Regions from separate parts of the Mus musculus genome. Here region 2 is linked to region 1. Evidence: chromatin loops called from intact Hi-C (ENCODE). Cell type or tissue: left cerebral cortex. All regions are shown on one strand. Each heading gives the region's core, and the rest is flanking DNA. Links, peaks and the distances in the headings are about the cores only. Region 1 holds the start of Gm34799 (a long non-coding RNA gene). Region 2 holds the start of 4930452A19Rik (RIKEN cDNA 4930452A19 gene).

Region 1 (9,789 bases), core at 663-8,662:
CTGCCCTCCACAAACACATAGGCAATCAACTGTAAACACTCATGAGCATACACATACAAATACAAAAAGACGTTCATGAAAACCTCCATCACTAAGAAAAGTTTTCCCTAGAAATGGACAATAAAATAAATCAGATCACACCTCTCAGTAGGCACACAGCATGCCACAGTGAATGACCCACCGCAAGTGATTCACCTTCGGAACAGTCTCTTTGAGACTGGGACCTTCCCATCTGTGGTAGAACCAGTACCTCCTGTCACATACAAAGTCTGGCTCTGCAAACTGTCCAACCTGACAACCTCTCCTAAAGCCCTCAGCTCTCTGCCTGGCCTAGGGCTCTTGCCTCCGTATCTGATCTGCTCCACTGACCTAATACTACTGAGCAATCCACGCAGGGACAAAATACCCTCTCCCCCATGGATGGGACTCAAGGAAGAGCCTCCAAACTAGGTTGATATTCTTTTTCTCAGTGTCTGGTTCATCCCATCCTCGACTTTCTTTCTCTTACTATTGGCTTTTGTTGGCGACTTTATTCTCTCATTTGGTTTGAGATCTCTATTCACCTACACTCATTTAACTTTCTTCTTTATTTTCCAAAAAACGTCTTCTTTCAAGATTTTTGTACTCCATCTTCTTGTCTTCTTCCCTCTGTGACATCTCCAGGAGCCACAGAGACAGCTTGAGGGTTTGTAATATATTTTAAAAGCCTGCAAAATATTTAAAATCTTGCAACATTAGGAAAAAAGATCTTTGGTCACAGTGAAATGTTTAATTTAAAAAAAAATAATAAAATCACAGAACCGTAAAATATAAGTTGGCCCCACATGGGTAGGAGGGGGCAATTCGGAGGGTTCTACTATGTCTGCTCATCTTTAACAGCCTGTTTGAAAATACAGAAAGTATCCCAGCCAGGCTGGGACTATCAAGTTCACAGAAATTAGTATCTATTGTGTCCCAGCCTGTGTGTTGACTCATTCACGACACTTATAGAAGGTGAACCATGTAGACATATCAAGGAGAGAGGCCAAATGCTACTTGCTTGCCATCTCGGGGTCTTGGTGCTCTGCTGCACTGTTGTAGTCAGAAGGAGGGACTGTTAACAATGAAGAGAGAGAGCAGGGGCAGAGTCAGACTCCCAGACTTATTTCTCAGCCTGCTAACTTTTATGAAGCCCTGTTTTCTGAGACCATGGTGGTTGCCCTTGGTTAGTAATTCGTGTAGTTTGATACAGATTGAAAGTCTTACATGTAATGTACAAAAGGAGTGTGTGTGTGTGTGTGTGTGTGTGAGAGAGAGAGAGAGAGAGAGAGAGAGAGAGAGAGATCATGATTGGAAATAACCCTGAATGGGGATGCTGAGCCCATGAACCTACACTAACATCCTGACTGGTGGGCACTGCCAGAGCTCCCAGGAGAGTGATGGACATTCAGTATATCAGGGTCCTCATGAATGTATGTCTGTTGGGAAAAACAGTGGTGACTTTAGAAGATTTGGTTTGGAAGGGAAAAAGGAAAGTTCTGTTTTCTCACTCTAGAAACTTCAGTTCTCATAGCCTCTTTTGTTGCTGTAAAATGATATTCATTAACGAACCCCCTGGGAAGGCTCCTGTCGCTGAGCAGCAGCTAGAAGTCTCGCTGTGGAATGAGTAACTCTGAGCCAAGACTTTGCACAATCCCAAGATCTCAACAAGGAATAAAGAGGAGCATCCAGCACAGTGTGGGCTTTGCAGGGACACAGCTCCAATCTCACAGGCATCCACCATGAAAGGACCTAGTTTTCCTCAGAACCGCCTTGCCCACTAGCTACACAAGCCAGCCTCCAAACTCAAGGCTTAAAGTCAGAGTAAAGACGAAAGCGAAAATAAGTGTGGATCCCATTCTTGCCATCCTACCAGAACCCTGAGAGGAAAATTCTCTAAAGGTCTTTGATGTTTTCTTCACTTTCCAGACTTATCAATCCCTGTGTATCAAACACGATGACAACTTTAAGAAAATAATATATATACAAAACAGTCCATATGGGCCTCATCTCTAAAGACTGGCCTTTGCTGCTAAGCCTGTGCAAGGTGGATTTGTCTCCTAGAGGTGACTGAGGGTCAGAGTCTCATTCACAGCTCAGCTCATGGGGGAGGGGGGAGGGGGGTGAATCAAAATGGAACCTCCAAGAATTTAGCAATCCCATGGCTGCCCAGAAGCAAACTGCTGCTTCCTCTTGTCTTCTTTGCTTTGTCTTCAGCAGAGAAGGATCTGACTCAGACTCTCACAGTTCAGCTAGCCCCATGTTGCTCACAGCCCCTTCAAAAGACTGCAGGCTATGCTTGACTTCAGCAGAGAGATGGGGACTCTTCAGAGTCCTTACTGCTCTGATGTGAGTTGATACAGCGCCCTGTGCATCTAGCAGTCTAAAGACTTGTATTTGAGAGTTGATGGGTTTTAACTGATTGTGTGAGCAAAGGTAAGTTTCCCTAGGTAAAGCCAGTGATGACCACCAAAAAAGGTTACCTCCAATAATGAACAGTTCCTTCTAGGCGTTCCCATTTCCCCCAGTGTGTTTTCAAACCCTAGCTATCACCATTGATGGCTAGCTCGGGATTAAGTCATGTCTGTGCTAATGTATTAGTGCTGTGGTAAATGCTAATTGGGAGTGCTCAGTTTGGAGATAACAACACCCTAGGTTTAACACACAATGGCAGGAATCCCCACATACATACATGAACCCCAGAGACATCATATAGAGAAAAGATCTTGGCTCAGCATCAAAGGCTGGGACTCTTGCCAGCCATGATGGAATAACAGCACAGAAATCTGAGACCACATTTTTCACACTTAACAAAGAAATAAAACTGACAAGCTCGTGACAAGCAACATGAGACATCTTGTCCCACAAGAATGGCTTTCCCTCATCTGTGTTTCCCGTTCTCCTATTGATCTTCCTGGCAGGATGCACCATGCCCATGAACACGGAAGAAACATTCACTCGGGGTGACAATGTCTATCTGCCTGAGACAATACCCTGCCTGTCTGATGTCACTGGCTTCATGCCACCCAAGTCACAAATGCAAGCAGCAGGTGGGCACTTGGAACATCAAAAGGAGTGTGTGGGGCCTCCGGAACGGCACCCTGCAGGGCCCTGTCCCTCCTTGACCACAGCAGCCCCATGGCTAGGAGCTGGAGGGAGACATCTCAGGGGCTTTTCCAGACAAATTGCAGCTCCGTTCAGCTAGGGCATTTAATTAGACTTTCAAAAGATAAGAAATTGTTTAAACAGTGTATTTCACACCACAAAGAGGCACATCTGCAATCCTTTACACTTAAAACATGTTAGTTCGTAGGGGATAAGAATTACTTTTGATTTTTAAAAATTGCCCAATAACCTAACAGTTCTGACAAGGATGGGTCTTGGTTTTTCTGGGTAATCCTGCTTGGGACATGCAGGAACTGAGCTCAGAACACCCCCGTTCCCCTCCCCACCCCCAATTATGCATGTGAGCTAGACTCTGCTAGCACAAAAGCTTCCTTGTCTTTTCCAGGTAAATATAAAACATCCTGTTAGTATCTTTAAACTCTTTGACCACACAACAAAGGCCCTAAGACCTCTCTCTCCGGCAGCACTCTAATGAAATCTAACTGGGAGATGATAAGGAGATAGAAATCCCAGGCCCCGAGACTTTGCTTTCTAATTGCCAATTTTACCCCTTGCACTGAGACATTAATCCTTGAAGAATAGAAAGCCAGCTTGCCAATAACCCAGCAGAGGAGGGCATGGGAGTGAGAGGGAGGCAGCCCCCAGCAGAGGGTGGGAGAGACTTCCCTGCCCCTGTGGAGTCTGGCCACCAACACCCTGCCAGCCCTGGTGGGTGCCTCTGGAAGCCAGCCCAGGCCAGCATTGGTATTCAAATTAGGCTGCCAATCTCTGTGGGCACCTCTCTGTGTAGAGTGTCCATCCATCCATGACTTGAAAAAAAACAAAAACAAAAAACCAAACCAAAACAAAACACAAAACAAAACAAAAACCAGGTGTCTGATCCAGGGAGATCCAGCCAGACTTCAGGCTGCCTAGAATCCTTGGGTTTGTTCACAGGATGCCTTGAGGTTGGAGAGGTGGTGTTTTCTCTTCCCCAGCCTTTGGGGGGGGGGGGGGGGTTAAAACAAGAATAGCAAGAAGACAATGAATCTCCAACAGAGACTTTAAAAAGAAGAGGAAGGGGGCTGTGCAGAGTCAAACTAGTCATTCACCGCTGAGCACTGGTTTCTATGGGAACAAGAAGGGCTTTGTGCAGGAACTTCCCGCTCCTCGCTCCCCCGCCCGCCCTCAGTGGGACTAACTCCAGCATCCCCGGCATTGTGTTTGTGTGGTCAACTTTTCTTCTGTCTCCTCACTCCTCCTGCCCCTGACTATCCCCAGCAACAACGCACATCACCACAGACACAAGAAGAAAAGAGAACTCACAGCCTCTAGGCCGAATTAAGTCACCATACAAAGGTATCCAGGCAACTGGGAGCCAGCGGACAGACTGCCCGACTGCCGGGAGAGCTGTGCCCATCATCCTGTCTCTTGCTTCATTTCTTATTCTGTCCCCAAGCCACCCAGAACTTCAATTCCCTGACTCTTTTCATGCAATACCCACGCCACACTCAGCTTTTAAATTAAGTTTCCAAGCGCATAAAAATGCAATGGACACACAGGATACTGTTATTTAGAAGTGACAACGAATGACAAATGGCGGGTATCAACTTACACTTTAAAGTTTCAGTCTTCGAAATGCTCATGCCCACACGCACACGCGTGAACACATCGGGGTGAGAAGGAGAGAGGCTTGCAGAAGTCCTGCCCATAGCTTCGATGAGGCAGAGAGCTCACTGTTCAAAGACTGTGGGTCGGGAAGGTTGTGAAGTTCCACTTCTCTGTTTCACACGGTGCCTTTAACTAGAGCATTTCTTACTTTATTAATTTATTTTGATTTTTAGATTTTTTTTTAAAAAAGGAAATATTTAGGCACCTCCTACTCAGAAGCTGCCATGGAAAACATCTCAACACTTTAATCCCCATCACTTGGCTACCTGTCCGGACTTCGTTTTATGAGAGAAAAATGTGTATTTCTGAATACTGTTTATAAATCACAACTAAACTATTCAGGGCTACAAATATCACGAGTTTCAACACCACTTTTCTTTTAAAGTTTAATAAAAATCCTTCAACGTCTACCCCTGACCAAGCCCCAGGATGTCCACAGGCAACCTATGAAACCTAAAGACACTCTTGCAATTTTATACTTTATAAGTGTATCTTTCCTTAAGAGAACTGCAGTTCATTTTTCTGGAACCAGGCCCTTCCTGGTGCGCCCATTCATCTGCAAATTCCCCAATAAATTAGCCCACTAATGACTTAAGGACCCTCAGGACCCAGTCACCTCTCAACAGCACCACCAACTGGGGACTAAGCCTTTAATGCCAGAGCTTTCCAAAGAGATACTTCTTATTAAAGTGACAAGGGCCCAGCTTCAACATTTCCCATCCCAATGTCAACACACAGTCTGCCTTCCACCACAGCACAGACCATGGCTTGCCTCTGAGCACAGCTTTGCATAATAAAAGATGTGATAGCTGTGTCCTAGATTGTTGTCTGTTGCCATGAATAAATGAATGAATAAATAAATAAATAAATAGCCTGGTGGTGATGGTACACACCTTTAATCCTAGCACTCAGGAGGCAGAGGCAGGTGGTCATCTGTGAGCTCGAGTCCAGCCTGGTCTACAGAGTGAGTTCCAAGACAGACAGAGCTATTACATAGATAAATCCTGTCTCTTAATTAGTTAATTAATTAATTAAATACTGACTAGAAGCCATTTGGGGAGGATTAAGGAAGAAAGGGTCTGTTTCATCTCTCAAGTAACAGTATATCATCATGGGAAGCCAAGAATGGAAAGAGCTCAAAGCAGGAACCTGGAGGCAGGAACTATAGCAGAGACCATAGAGGAAAGCTGTGTCCTGGCCTCTTCAAGCCAGTGAGAGAAACTCCCACCACCTCCGAGCCTTAGTGCCTCCTGACAGCAGCAGCTGTATTAGGACCTCTGGACAGGAAGTTCTCCGAGGCTCAGCACCATCTCTCATGGGCTGGGAGAATCTATGGTTATGGATCTTGTTGGGGAAGCAATCCATTTCCGACCTCCGTGCTAAGTACTAAGTAATAGCACCTCTGGGTCTTCAGCTGGATAATGAAGACAACATATTTTCAGAGCAATTACAGATCAGAAGGTGAGTTGTAAGAGATAAAAAACAGTGCTGACGGCTATAGCTTCAGATCTCAAAGACCGGCTTTGCTAGTGGCATATGGGACCGTCCAGGGAGAAGCAGGTATCCCTCACAGAAAACCTGGCAGCTGCCACCTTACGGCGGATGTGTCACAAATATATTTTTGCACAAAATATATTGTGAAATATATATATAATTGGTGAAATATATAATTGGTGAAAATCAGACATTTTTATTGACTCCTGAAAATCTATGTTACTGCCTGAATATGCTCAGCACACACACATACACACATACACACACACACACACACACACATACACACACACACACACACACACACACACACACACACACACACACATACACACACACACGAGGGTTTTAAACAGGTGACAAATAACCATCATGGCAGGGGCTTCTGCCAACCATAGCTGGCTAGGAGGTGAGACGCGGAGGGTGGACCCATTTGCATGGTGTATCAAGATCTGGCCTCTCAGACTTCTGTATTCTGTCTGTTTTTGTCAGTTAGTTTGGATGCTTAATCAATCTCTTGAGTATTTACTGTTTGTTTGTAATCTGCGGAGTAGGCTGTAGTTCTATAAACCCTGGGTGGCTTCTGAACGCCATGGGGACATTCTAGAAAATGCCTTTATCTCTACCCCCAACTCCAGACCCACGGCATCAGAGGACCTGGAAGAAGAGTCCAGCAGCAAGGGCACTCGTAAACCAGCTGTGTAGGTTAGTGAGCCCTCAGGGCTCTGAGCTGAGGTTTTGCCTGGGCCAAGTCCAAGTTTAAATCTCATCTTGCCGTATACCTAGGTGAGGTACCACACCAATGAAACCTCCAAGAGTCAACACTCCCTCCACACAGTAACCAGAACTGGTCTGAAGACTACAGGACATGAACATAACTGTACCAAGGCCTAGGACAGTCCTTGGCAGCCATTGCAAAATGTCTGCCCATCTATCTAAGGGGCTTTATTACAGCCTCTATAACTTGTCCCCTGCAAATGACTGACCTCAGGGTCTTTCCCTTGGGCTCCATGTTTACATCCCTCTGTCTTGCCCCACCCCTAGCCAATATGGTGACTGTGTCTCTTCACACTTGAAACAGTCTATATGATTGAAGCCGATTGGACTAGCTGGTCCACAAAGGTCTCAACAGTCCCTGCCACACTGGGGTTGCTTCGAAGGCACTGGAACCTCTTGGAAGCAGTAGCTCTGGTTCTGAATGGAGCCAAGAAATCGTGGCTCTTTGCTCTCCTGGGAGTTCAGGAACTCTGTGAGATTAGACCAACCCTTCTCTCTCTTTCCTCTCTCTCTCTCCTCTCTCTCTCTCTCCTCTCTCTCTCTCTCTCTCTCTCTCTCTCTCTCTCTCTCTCTCTCTCCTCTCTCTCTCCTCTCTCTCTCTCTCTCCTCTCTCTCTCTCTCTCTCTCCTCTCTCTCTCTCTCTCTCTCTGTGGGTGTAGGCCTATCTTTCTCTGTCTATTTCTCTCTGTGTATGTCAATGTCTCTGACATTGTCTCTCTATCTCCCTATCTGTCTCTGACATCTCTCTGTCTGTCTGTTTCTCTGTATCTGTCTGTCAATGTCTCTGTCTCTCTCACTCTTCAGCTATGTTCATGTACTTCAAGTAAATCAAAGAAGCAACTAAGCCCTGCAATAGTGCCCCCCAATGTCATAATCACACTTCCAAGGGCTTGGCACACCGGGGTCACAGACAGACACAGCTTTGAAGTTGGCTTGGTCTCTACTCAAGTGAACAACTTTATACCCTGCTGGGTTTTGGTGGTGCTGGCTGGTCAGTGGCTGGACTTTGTTTTTAATGTTTCCTTTCTAAATTGACCTTTTGTCTGGGTAATTCTTGAGCTGCTTTTCTTTTCCTCAAACAGTTGAGTCAGTTTAGTGGTTTTTTTGTTTGTTTGTTTTGGTTTGGTTTTTGTTTTGTTTTTTGTTTTTTGTTTTGTTTTTGTTTTTGTTTTTGGAAAGAGTTCCTGTCTTTTCAACATACTGTTTGCCTATTTTTTTTCTTTTATACTTTCCTTTTATGTTTTCCCTGGCTTATTATAAAACTTTCTTTCCCCTTTTGTCTTTGTTGGTGTCTTGTTTGAAAGCATTTCTGGGCCTTCAAAAGAATAAATTTGAACGTTGCATAGAACTTGGTATTTAATTGTATACCCAGGGTGGTTGAACGGAGCCTTTTGGTGTGAAGAATTTCCAAAATGGGCTTATACACATTATACGGTTTGTTTGTTTTTAAATGAATGAGCTGCTTACACAGTTCTGCTTCAAACAATATAGAGGAAGTGGGAGGGGCTTCTGCCCCCCCCCCAGAGTGCTACCCTTCAAGTTTTAGTAGATCGTTGGCTAGAGAAGACACACCAAAGAGAGTTGGATATGGGGCCTAAATATATAGAACTGGTCATGGATATATCCCTAGGGCATATGGTGGAACCCAAAGGATATCTCTGGCCTAACACAGCCTAATACAGCCAATCCTGGTGTATGGAGCCACCCTTAAGGCAAAGATCAGGCATTAGGGCTTTGCTTCTGGTCTTAAAGCTTACTGCTTTGTCTGATTGTATGAATGAGTTTATAAACAAAGAAGCCAACTGCTGCAGTGTAAACAAGATATAGAGGTGAGGCTCATAAAAGTCCCCAACTCCTTACCTCCTGGGTGCCAGTGCAGAAGACTACGCACTTTCCTGGAAGACAGACAAGTGAACATTTAAAAATTACTCCCAAGGGAGGATCAAGAGTAAGGATTCACTAGATAGACTGTATCCAGCTATGAACAGACTCACTGTGACCCCACAGAGCCAGCCTCCACCTCTGGACCAGCCATGCTCTGATGTTGTGTTAAATGTGCGTGGGGTGAGAGCTCTTCCTTCCCAGCAAGACAGCTGCCATGAGTGCCAAGTGACCCAACAAGGTGCCAACTGCCAATTGGGAACACTCCAAAGCCCTATGTTTCCTTACCAACCAGCTAGTAGTGACCTACTGAGCCCAGAGAGAACAGCACTGAGGACGGAAGAGAGAGCTTCCAAAAGGATGCTTCTATCCTGGACAAGAGGACTTACCAGGTCCATTCAGACAGTTCCCAGTTGAGCCCCTGCCACATCCCCACAGTTTTGCCTCATAGACAAGGCACACACGGGATTCCTCCTTTACCTGGAACAGATTATCAAAGTTCTCTTAGGACCAATCAATAATACAATACTGGACAGTAAGATCCTCTCTCCAAAGCAAAATAAAATAAAATAAGGTTTATTTGCATTTTATGAGATACCCAAACCATCTAGGCTACAAAGAAAACTCATGAAATAGTGTTAAACTGTGGCTTGAAACTGCAGACCAGCTAGGCTTATGCAGTAACCTCTCAGGTCAAAAAGAGGAACAATTTTTCAATGTGAGATGAAACACCATTTCTTGGAAAAGCATTATCTATTTATTTATTTATTTATTTATTTATTTATTATTTCATGTGCATTGGTGTTTTGCTTGCATGCATGTCTATGTGAGGGTGTCAGATCC
Region 2 (9,789 bases), core at 667-8,666, 130 kb before region 1:
TATTATACAAGTGGGCTTGCAATAGCACACATGAGGGCATCAGAGGACAGCTTTGTGGAGTTGGAACTCTCTACCATGTAGGTTCTGGGGATTGGGCTCAGGACATGAGGCTTGCATTGATCAAAGCTGTATGTGGGTTTTGAGTATAAGCATCAAAGGTGGCCCTTGGGCTTACACCATGTGGCAGAATCACATGGCAGGAGACACCTTTACCCTCTAAACCATCTCACCAATCCAGTCTAAACTTTCAATGTGTACTTGGAGTTCTTCCTAAACCTTTAATTTTTTTATTCCTCCGGTCCTTAAATGCACTTGGGGTTCTTACAGAAGATTTATATTTTATTGGATCTTTTATCTTCCTTTCCCAGTAAACTTCAGCATCCAGCTACCTGGCTTTGTGAAAAATGAGTGTATCTTATGCACATTTGTGTGTATGTGTATGTGGTGTGTGTGTATGTCTGCATGTACGTGTGTATATGTGTACATTTGTGTGTGTGTGTATATCTGTGTATATGTGTGTTTGTATTTGTATTTGTGTGTGTGTGTATATATGTCTGCGTGTACGTGTGTATATGTGTGCATTTGTGTGTGTGTATATATCTGTGTATATGTGTGTTTGTGTGTTTGTGTATATCTGTGTGCACACATGTTGCACTAAACTCAGAGATGATCCTGGAGGAAGCTGTCATGAAGATGACAGTACAACACTTGTATCCCGCTAAGTCTTTCTGGGTGTAGCAATGGGTTGTAATTGATTTTAAGCCATTATTTTTTAGTTTACTCTTATATATTTTACCTTATAATGCCACAGCTATTGGGGCTGTTCTCATTTTTTATGCGTGCTGATAGGCCATTTGTGAATATAAAGGCTATTGATTTTTATATGTTAATTCTATATTCTAGCAATTGATTACTCTTTTTCAATTAGATGAGTTTTACGATTAGTTCTTTGCAGGGAGTTCTTGGTATTTTATTTTGTCAGCTGAGATAATTATATTGTTCTCTAGCCATGTTGCCATTAATTCTTTACTCTGATCCAGTAGCATTGGCCAATACTTCTAGAACAATGTTAAATGTAGTAAGTCAGTGGGGATCATTTCAAAGGAATGGCTTTAGTGCATCCCAATTAGGACTGATTCTGGAATTAAAATTAGGACGTGCATTAGCTAAGCCCAAGAGGTTTCTTATCCTTCTGTCTTCCTCCCCATTCCTGTTTGTTGGGATCATGTGATGCCTCTCAGTCTGGCATGAAAATCACTGTCCTTGACCTGCTGTGTGTTTGGACTGTCCGTGTTCACAACTCTGCTTCCCTTCATACAAAGATATACAAGGTATTTATATAAATAATATATATTCTAATATATTAGAGATTTAGATTCCCAGCCCTATTTTTGCAAGATATTTTATAAAGAACGGAAGAGACTTTGTGACTATTTTCCATAGTTTTAGGGATAGTTATATGATTCTTTTCCTTAGATCTAACTATGATATATCAATATTCCTGATCAGCCATGGTGGAATGAATACACCTATAATCCCAGCACTCAAGAGGCAGAGGATAGGGGGACTGGGTCAAGTTGAAGGCCAGTATGGTCTACACATAGAGAACCTATCTCAAAAATCAATCAATAAATGAATGAATAAATGAATAAATATTCTTTTCTAATATGAATCAAATTTTCACAGTGAGTGACTTTGGATTTTCCCATCAGTGCTGACAAATGGGCTTGATCCACCATCTCTTGAGGGTCCCCCATTGTCTGTGGACATGACTCAGGCCTCCTAAAACTGATCTGGACATGCCCTTGCATCTGTTTCCTGGAACAGCACTTCCATGTGCACAACATCCCCTCGGACTCTGTATTCTCTAAGGAGTGGCACCTGGCACACATTTCTATTTCTCCTGCAGAACCTGTCTAAATATGTTATATCTATTAGGGGTCATTCTAGTAAACTTCACTGGACTGGGAAATGATCCTCAGGCTTTCCAAAGTTACCCACATCAAGGTGCATGGATGCTCATTGACGCTACCTGCATCCATGTGCTCGCGTGCTCATCTAAGTTTCCGGCATAGACGTGCACAGATGCTCATTGAAGCTATCTGAATCAATGTGTGCGGATGCTCACCTAGGATTTTCTTGGCTCTCCCTGGTCTCAGGCGCTCTTTATTCTTTTGTTTTGTAAAATCTTATCCATGTTTTCTATGTTTAAATTAACTAACACTTTTTTCTATTCACATTTTAAGAACACTTTCTCCTTACTAACATAATCTAGCACTGTCTCTACCATTCTGTCATTCTGTCACCTCTTCCTACCCTTCCTGTCATTGACCATTCTTGGTTGTTCTGTTTCTGTTTCTACTTTGATATTTTGTTTCCTTCTATTGTTTGAGGAAGATTAGGCTTCTGTCTCTTGCTGTGTAGCTCAGGCTAACCACAAACTCTTGCCTCTCTTGCCACACTGGACCCCACCCTTTCTGGAATCACACTGTGTACACAATCACCGCTTCCTCTTTCAACTTCTAGCTTTTTGTCCCAATTGCTTCCTTTCCATGTCTTTTCACGTCTTTAGATGCTTCCTTGAATCTCTTCAATTAAGTTCTCATTGTTAATCACAGCTCATTTCTGTTTCTCAGGTTGTTTTGTTTTCTTTTGAACTATATTTACTAATGTGTAAGCGTGTGTCTCTGGTTGTGTGCACAGGGGTTTTAGGTGCCTACAGAGGGCAGAGATGTTTGATTTCCTTGAAGCCAGAGTTCCAGGAGATTAAGAGTTGCCTGATGTAGGGGCTGGGACTTGAACTTGGGTTCTCTGAAGTGTAGCACATTTTCATAACCTCTGAGCCATTTCTCCAACCCTCGTAGCTTCTTTTCACTTTATCAGTTTCTATGTGCTAATTCCAGTATTCTGTTTTCTCCAGATGGGCTCGCAGAGCACAATTTGTGTTTTCTATTCTCCTTCCTCAACGGGGCAAGGTTCCTGCTTAAAATGTAGTTTTCTATCCATCTGTTGTCCTCTGGGTGGTTTTCTTAGTGGTTCTCAAGGTGGGAGAGACATATTGGTACACACCCTACTCTCATCTCCATTGCTCCTGTTTCTTTCTTTCCTCTCTGGCATGCCCCTGGTGGGCACCAGATCCCCTTATTCATACTATCCACAACATGAGAAAGTAGCATCTCAGAGGCCACAGCCCCCAATGGTGTTCAAGTCTCAATCCCTTCCCTGAGGCCAGTGTTCCAAACAGCAGGAAAGAAGGGCTTCTGGGGAGATGGCCTTGTCCATGCCATCCTGTCTTCCTGAGCCTTCCCAGCAGACCCTAGCCCTGAACCTAGCAACTTCTAGGGTTGGCAAGAGTGCAGGTAGAATCTGGTTACTTCTCTTCTTACATACTGCTCTGTAGGTCGGGCCGTCCTGCGTCTTCCGGGAAGTTGAATGTGTGATTCATGGGTGAAAACTCTAAGAGGAAGCAGCTGCACAGGGGTCACATGCTCTGCTCCCCCATACTCCCCAGAAGATTCCTCTCTTCTCCTTGACGGGTCCATCTTTCATGTTCTGTGCAGCAGGATCTAAGCTCCTGGAAGACCTGAGGTCAGACTTTAACAAAGGCAGAAGTGTGAGCACCAGGACGCAGCCATATTCAAAGGGGCTGGGAATAGACATCCCTGGGGAGTCCCTTGAAAATTAACTGAAACAGGGTTTGTGACAATAAACACCTGCCATGTTGTGCATTCTTTAAAATGTCACCACTTTATCCAGCTACTAGAAAACATCTTTCCGGGCTTCCCTGGGGACATACTTGACCCAACCTACTGGCTCTTTCAGGGGATATTCTAAGAACTTACATGGCAGGGATTTAACACCTACTTAGCCCAAAGCCAGCCTTCTTTTCAAAGCTGAATTGGCAAATCTGGAACAGGAAAGCACTAAACAATAAACAGGCATTTTCCTACAGACACAGAGACGGAAGCTAACAGAGCAGGCGCAGGCATTCTAATGCTGGGCATGCCATCTGTCTTTGCCTCTGCGCTTTTTGCGAATGTGGAGACAACTGAGCACTCTTCCAAAAGTGGACCCTGTCCTAAAGTAATATTTCTAGTTCAGGGGTCCTTAGTCACTGTGAACTTTTTCTCTTCACCCTGTCAGTGTAGAGTCCCACAAGCAGCAAGTGGGCCCATCAAGCTAATAATAGAAAAACCATTTTCTGACTTCCTTCCTCTTAGTTGCTCCATGATCCACCCTCCCCACTAGTACCCCAATCCACCTCAGTCCTCAGGACTTGCCTCTGGCTCTCAACAGCAGCAATGACTGCGTCTCAGTGAAAAGAGGAGATGGATAAAATATTACCCTAACCTCAGCGGCATGAGTAAAGCCCTTATTAGAATTCGGAGCCTACAGCTGGAACTTCCAGCATAGGACAGGAGATAAAGTTCCGTATTGTTAGCTCACAAGTGGCTTGGACTTCCTGGCAAGGGCAGGGAATTCCTCAGTCATTTATGCAAGTTTTCAGAAACGCTCCACTGTTCCCCAACAAAAAAAGCATTCAGGGTGAGAGTGGGGGCTCCCCCACCAGACCTGGAGAGTGGCTTTGGGGACTTGAATGGACGCTTCGTCCGGTGTCAATGGTCTCTGTGGGAAAGGCAGTGATGTCACCGCAAATGCATCTAGGGTTTTGCTAGGCCACCCTTACTTGCTACCCACTTCCTCCGTTGTTGTCTGACTTTCTCTCCTTTTCTTTTCCTCTCTCTCTCTCTCTCTCTCTCTCTCTCTCTCTCTCTCTCTCTCTCTCTCCCTCCCTCCCTCCCTCCCTACCTCTCTCCCTCCCTCCCTCCATCTCTTTCTCCCTCCCTCCCTTCTTCCCTCCCTCCTGCCCTCCCCGCTTCCTCTTCCTTTTAGCTTCTTTGAGGCCAGTACTTCCCTGCAAGTGCAGCTCAAATCCAAAGGCCCCCATCAGTGTTGTTGCCATGGCAATGCCAGCCTCCTACACGGTCTTCTTTTCTCTTTTCTTTCTTTTTGGCATAAAAAGTAAAAGAGGCTTGAAAGCAAGGGCAAGAATGAGAAGGGAACAGAGCCAGTTTGGCCCTGCTCGGTGTCCATGCTGGATGAGAAAAGACTGAAGCAAATGAGGGATAAAAAAAAAAAAAAAAAAAAAAAAAAAAAAAAATGACGGGACCCGCAAGTGAGACACAGCAGAAGCCTTTGAGGAGCAAAGTGTACTCTTTCACTTTCAAAGCTTCAAAACAGTCCAGACCTCTGCTTGAGGCAGCACAAGAGATGGATGAGCCAACGGACAACAGAAGAGTAAAGAAGTTGCCACAGGAACTAGGGTCCTACTTGCAAAACTGCATCCAATCCCAACATTTAGAGGCAGCTCCATCAGAACTCCGCCCTATCCTCAGAAGGGAAGGAGAGAGGAGAGCTTTAAAGGGGCTTTCATCTCTGCGAAGAGAGAATACTACCATGTGTGCTCGGATGTCCAGAATGCCAGCTCTACTGTAACCTGGCTGCAGAAACCAGTTCCAAAGGTGTCTGCTGTGTCTCCTCATCCATTGCCACTAACGCTACAAAGACGGTGACATCAGAAATCCCAGGATTTTCTCCCTCAGGGGACACAGTCTTACTTTAAACCTTCCAAAAGATCAGAAACATGTCATTTCTAGTACGCCTCCCCTACATTCCTCAAGAGTTGGGTAAAGCAACTTGAATCACTATTGATTCCTTCCAAGCCAGAGCTGTTAGGTGAAAAGTCAGACTGTCCACTCTGCATTCCCTGAACCACATGTTCCAGTCTGCTTTGCAGGCACCTTCTTGATGTCATCTGCCACCTGATCTACCTCCTGAATCTTTGGCCACAGGCAGTGACCCTTTCCTTCCTTCCTTCCCAAATAGCTAATCAGCTGTGGAGAAAGCATCCTGTCTCCAAAGGGTGGCCCAGACATATGAGACTCTGTGTCCTTGAAAGGTTCAAATACTAAATGCACAGAATAAAATGTTCCAGAAGTCAACAGTCTGTCTGGAGGTGCCACTAACTGGAAATTATTGGAAAGAAAAAAAGGAGGCAGCTGGTGTTCTGAGGGGGCACCAGCTTGTAGGCAGGTCTGAAGCAGGGAGATGTGGAGATGGGAAGTGTCCATCTTAGAATACTGTGTAATCTAATGCCTCTCCTATTGAACTTGTACATCAGCTGCAATCTTCATGCAATGCCCTCTGATGGGGCTCAATCCTTTCCCTCCCTTCTAGATGTTGAAATAATTTTACTTTCTTCCTCCCCATCTCTTGGCATATGTGTATTCAACGTGTGTATTCATACATGTTGATGCATGTTTAGGTGCGTGTGTATGCATGTTCGTGTGGAAGCCAGAGGCAGACCTACAGTATTTTCAAGAGCTACCTACGTTGTTCTTCAAGACAAGATAGCTCAGTGGGACTTAGTCCAGTTACAGAGGATGGTCAGTAAGCCCCAGGGATAGGCCATTTTCTACCTCTCCATTGCTAAGATTAGAATCATCCTTCACACAGCCAGTTTTTTACATGGCTGCTAGGGTTGAATTCAGGGCCCCATGGTTGTGTATATTGCTACTTCACCTATACCTGTGTATTCAGTTGCATATCTTCCTCCTCTCCCCTTAGTCCCCATCCTTCCCTCTCCTGTTCCTCTCTATCTAGTGTGTGTGTGTGTGTGTGTGTGTGTGTATGCTGATAGAACTCAGAGGACAACCCCTCTCTCCCATTTCTCATGTGTCCAGGTGTTGCATAGCTTTTCTTTCTAGATAACATCCCTCTCATTAGTTTAGATGCCATCAACTAGTCTAGGCTAGTTAGCCTAGCCTGTAAGCCCCAAAGATCTGTCAGTCCTCCTTTCTAGCACTAGAATTATAAACATGTACTGCTATGCCTGGATTTTTGCAAGGATTCTTGGGATCCAACTATGTCTTTACGCTTGCAAGGCAAGCACTTTACAGGTGAGCCTCTCTTCCCAAACCCCCGGTAATTAAGTGTACATCTGTTAAAACATGCACCCGAGGTTAGAACGTCATTCTTTTGATCACACGTTATCAAGGTTTTATCATAGCAGTGGAACTAGCACAAAGATCGAGAGTCATGGAGCAGAGGCCCTTGTGGAAGGTCTTTAGGCCCCTCCAGAAACCCACATATAGCATGCTGTAGTTCACTTAATACACACTACATAGACAATTCTGCTTTCCCTGCCCCTGCCTTGTCATACTTTGGGCTGAAGAACCTCCTGCTGGCAGGTAGTGTCCTCTGTATGTCTCTCCAGTGTCCTCTACATCAGCCACTTTCTTCAATGGATACTATGCCAGATGACATCTCCCTCCCCCTCTACTCTTCTGTGGAATCACCACAGGCTGTGACCCTGCTCTTCCCGAATTAACTCCTCAGAGTCATTTTCAGCTGGGTCTTTCACCTGGTTCCTTTCCTTCTGGCTCTGCCAATTTCCTACTGAGCACCAGCATCCACTTAACTTCAGCCCCTGAGCTTTGGCTAGAGATTTTCAACATCTAAATATATCCACATGATCTGAATGTGGCCAATGACAGCTAAAGCCCTCTGGGTACATTCTTGCCATGTGGTCTACACTGGTCTAGTCAGGGCAAGTTACAAGCCTGAGGCAGGATTCTTTGATAAAGATCCCCTTTGCTGCTGCTGCTGCTGCTGCTGCTGCTGCTGCTGCTGCTGCCGCTGCCGCTGCCGCTGCCGCTGCTGTTACTACTCAGCACAGTGGATGTGTGCATGGTGTTTGCTGAGCCATCTGTGCCTGTAGCTGGGTAAGGGGGTGGGACCTAGAAGAGCTGAGCCCAGAGATCAGAAGGATGTATAGTCCAGAACAAGCCTGCCCCAGAGCCACTCATACTTTTTGTAACTATGAAGCAATAAACCGCAACCCTCCCCTCATTTTTCTTGCCATAAAACCAATTTCTGGACTTTCTCTGTTGATGGAACCCATCACCACCATTCTCCCATATGCAAATTCCCTAAGTTATTTTTAGCTCATCAATCATATCCTTACTTAGTACCTGGTTATTAGATTCTGTCATATTTTCCATTCAAAGACCTTAGACAACCGATTTTTCTCTTGCTGTTATCACACTGATCCAATTTCCCCAGTCAAACCCATCTGGATTATCAATAATATCCAAACCAACTGCCAGGTGGGAATCAGTCCCCACTCCCCAGGCACTGATTTTTCTGAAATCTCTAGAACCTTCCTTCCTTGGTCTCTCACTTTGCTGGACAATTAAGACCCCTGGTGTGCTCGCCCCATTCTCATCACAGTCTGAATCCTTAGTCAACTCCGTCACACCAGTGTTTGCTCAGCAGAGGCTGCTCACACTTCCCTTGGATCCTCTCAACAATAGGCCTGGCAGTCAGGACCACAGCCTGGGCACTACTTCCTGCCAACTTACAACACAATCTGAAAATTGCCAAATAAGAATGAGATTTGCTTCAGAACAGAAGAATAGCACTACACCAGGAATGTATGTGTACCTTAGTTTTGTTTTTTGTTGTTGTTGTTGTTTTTGTTTTGTTTTTTATTATTAGATATTTTCTTTATTTACATTTCAAATGTTATCCCCTTTCCTTGTTTCCCCTCCGAAAATCACCTATCTCCTCCCCCTCCCCCTGCTCACCAACCCACCCACTCCTGCTTCCTGGCCCAGGCATTCCCCTATACTGGGGCATAGAACCTTCACAGGACCAAGGGCCTCTCCTCCCATTGATGACTGACTAGGCCATCATCTGCTACATATGCAGCTGGAGTCATAAGTCCCACCATGTGTTTTACTTGGTTGGTGGTTTAGTTTCAGGGAGCTCTTGGGTTACTGGTTAGTTCATATTGATGTTCCTTCTATGGGGCTGCAAACCCCTTCAGCTCCTTGAGTCCTTTCTCTAGCTCCTCCATTGGGGACTGTACTCCATCCAATGAATGGCTGTGAGCATCCACTTCTGTATTTGTGAGGCACTGGCAGAGCCTCTCAGGAGATAACTATATCAGGCCCCTGTCAGCAAGCTCTTGTTGGCATCCACAATAATGTCTGGGTTTAGTGGTTGTATATGGTATGGATCCCTGTTATTAGACGCGTTCTCACGACCGGCCAGGAAAGACGCAACAAACCAGAATCTTCTGCGGCAAAGCTTTATTGCTTACATCTTCAGGAGCCAGAGTGCAAGAAGCAAGAGAGAGAGAAAACGAAACCCCGTCCCTTTTTTAGGAGAGTTATCCCTCGCCTAGGACGTGTCACTCCCTGATTGGCTGCAGCCCATCGGCCGAGTTGACGTCACGGGGAAGGCAGAGCACATGGAGTGAAGAACCACCCTCGGCACATGCGCAGATTATTTGTTTACCACTTAGAACACAGCTGTCAGCGCCATCTTGTAACGGCGAATGTGGGCGCGGCTCCCAACATCTCCCCCTATCCTTTTAATAAGAGCAAATAGGCCACCCATATTAATGAGAGTGGAGATAGAGGTCAAATCCCCAGTGTGTAGGTAAAGGAGCCATGTACAGGATTAGCTCTTAGGCTCACAGGCTTTTACCCAGAGCAACCCTGACCTGCTCCCGTGTCGTTTTGCCTGGGGGAAGGGAACTAGGACACTGAACCTTCATGAAAGATGACATGTCTCCCTAGAATAGGCTCATATATGCCGCAGAGCCTTTCCATTGCAGTGCTTAGCCGTGCAACTCTCTCGGGCTGCTGAAGCACACTCACTCTATCCCGTGCAATGAGTCTAGCCTCATGGGATATAAGAGCTGAGTGGCCAGCGACCTAT

What was found. A loop is a pair of places that touch in the nucleus more often than their neighbours do. Peaks named below come from ENCODE experiments on the same cell type or tissue, not always from the same donor. Only the 100,000 strongest peaks of a DNase experiment are listed, where the experiment ranks them.
Region 2: a loop joins it to region 1, with 2.7 times the contacts of the local background. A loop is called at or near these places in 10 of 42 quality-filtered maps.

What each region holds. Positions count from the first base shown.
Region 1 is chr17:9,901,869-9,911,657 of GRCm38, forward strand. Gm34799 (a long non-coding RNA gene) reads right to left here and starts at 4,946. Exons shown (of 2, transcript XR_003952248.1): 1 at 4,739-4,946. In left cerebral cortex, for the core only: CTCF peaks have their summits at 3,868 and 5,443; DNase peaks (open chromatin) are centred at 1,698, 2,856, 2,990, 3,832 and 1 more place; H3K4me3 peaks cover 914 bases; H3K27ac peaks cover 3,645 bases.
Region 2 is chr17:9,771,493-9,781,281 of GRCm38, forward strand. It overlaps 4930452A19Rik (RIKEN cDNA 4930452A19 gene), which reads right to left and starts at 4,374. Exons shown (of 4, transcript NR_045433.1): 1 at 4,351-4,374; 2 at 3,387-3,594. In left cerebral cortex, for the core only: no CTCF peak of the experiment used is centred there; DNase peaks (open chromatin) are centred at 4,533 and 4,989; H3K27ac peaks cover 2,288 bases.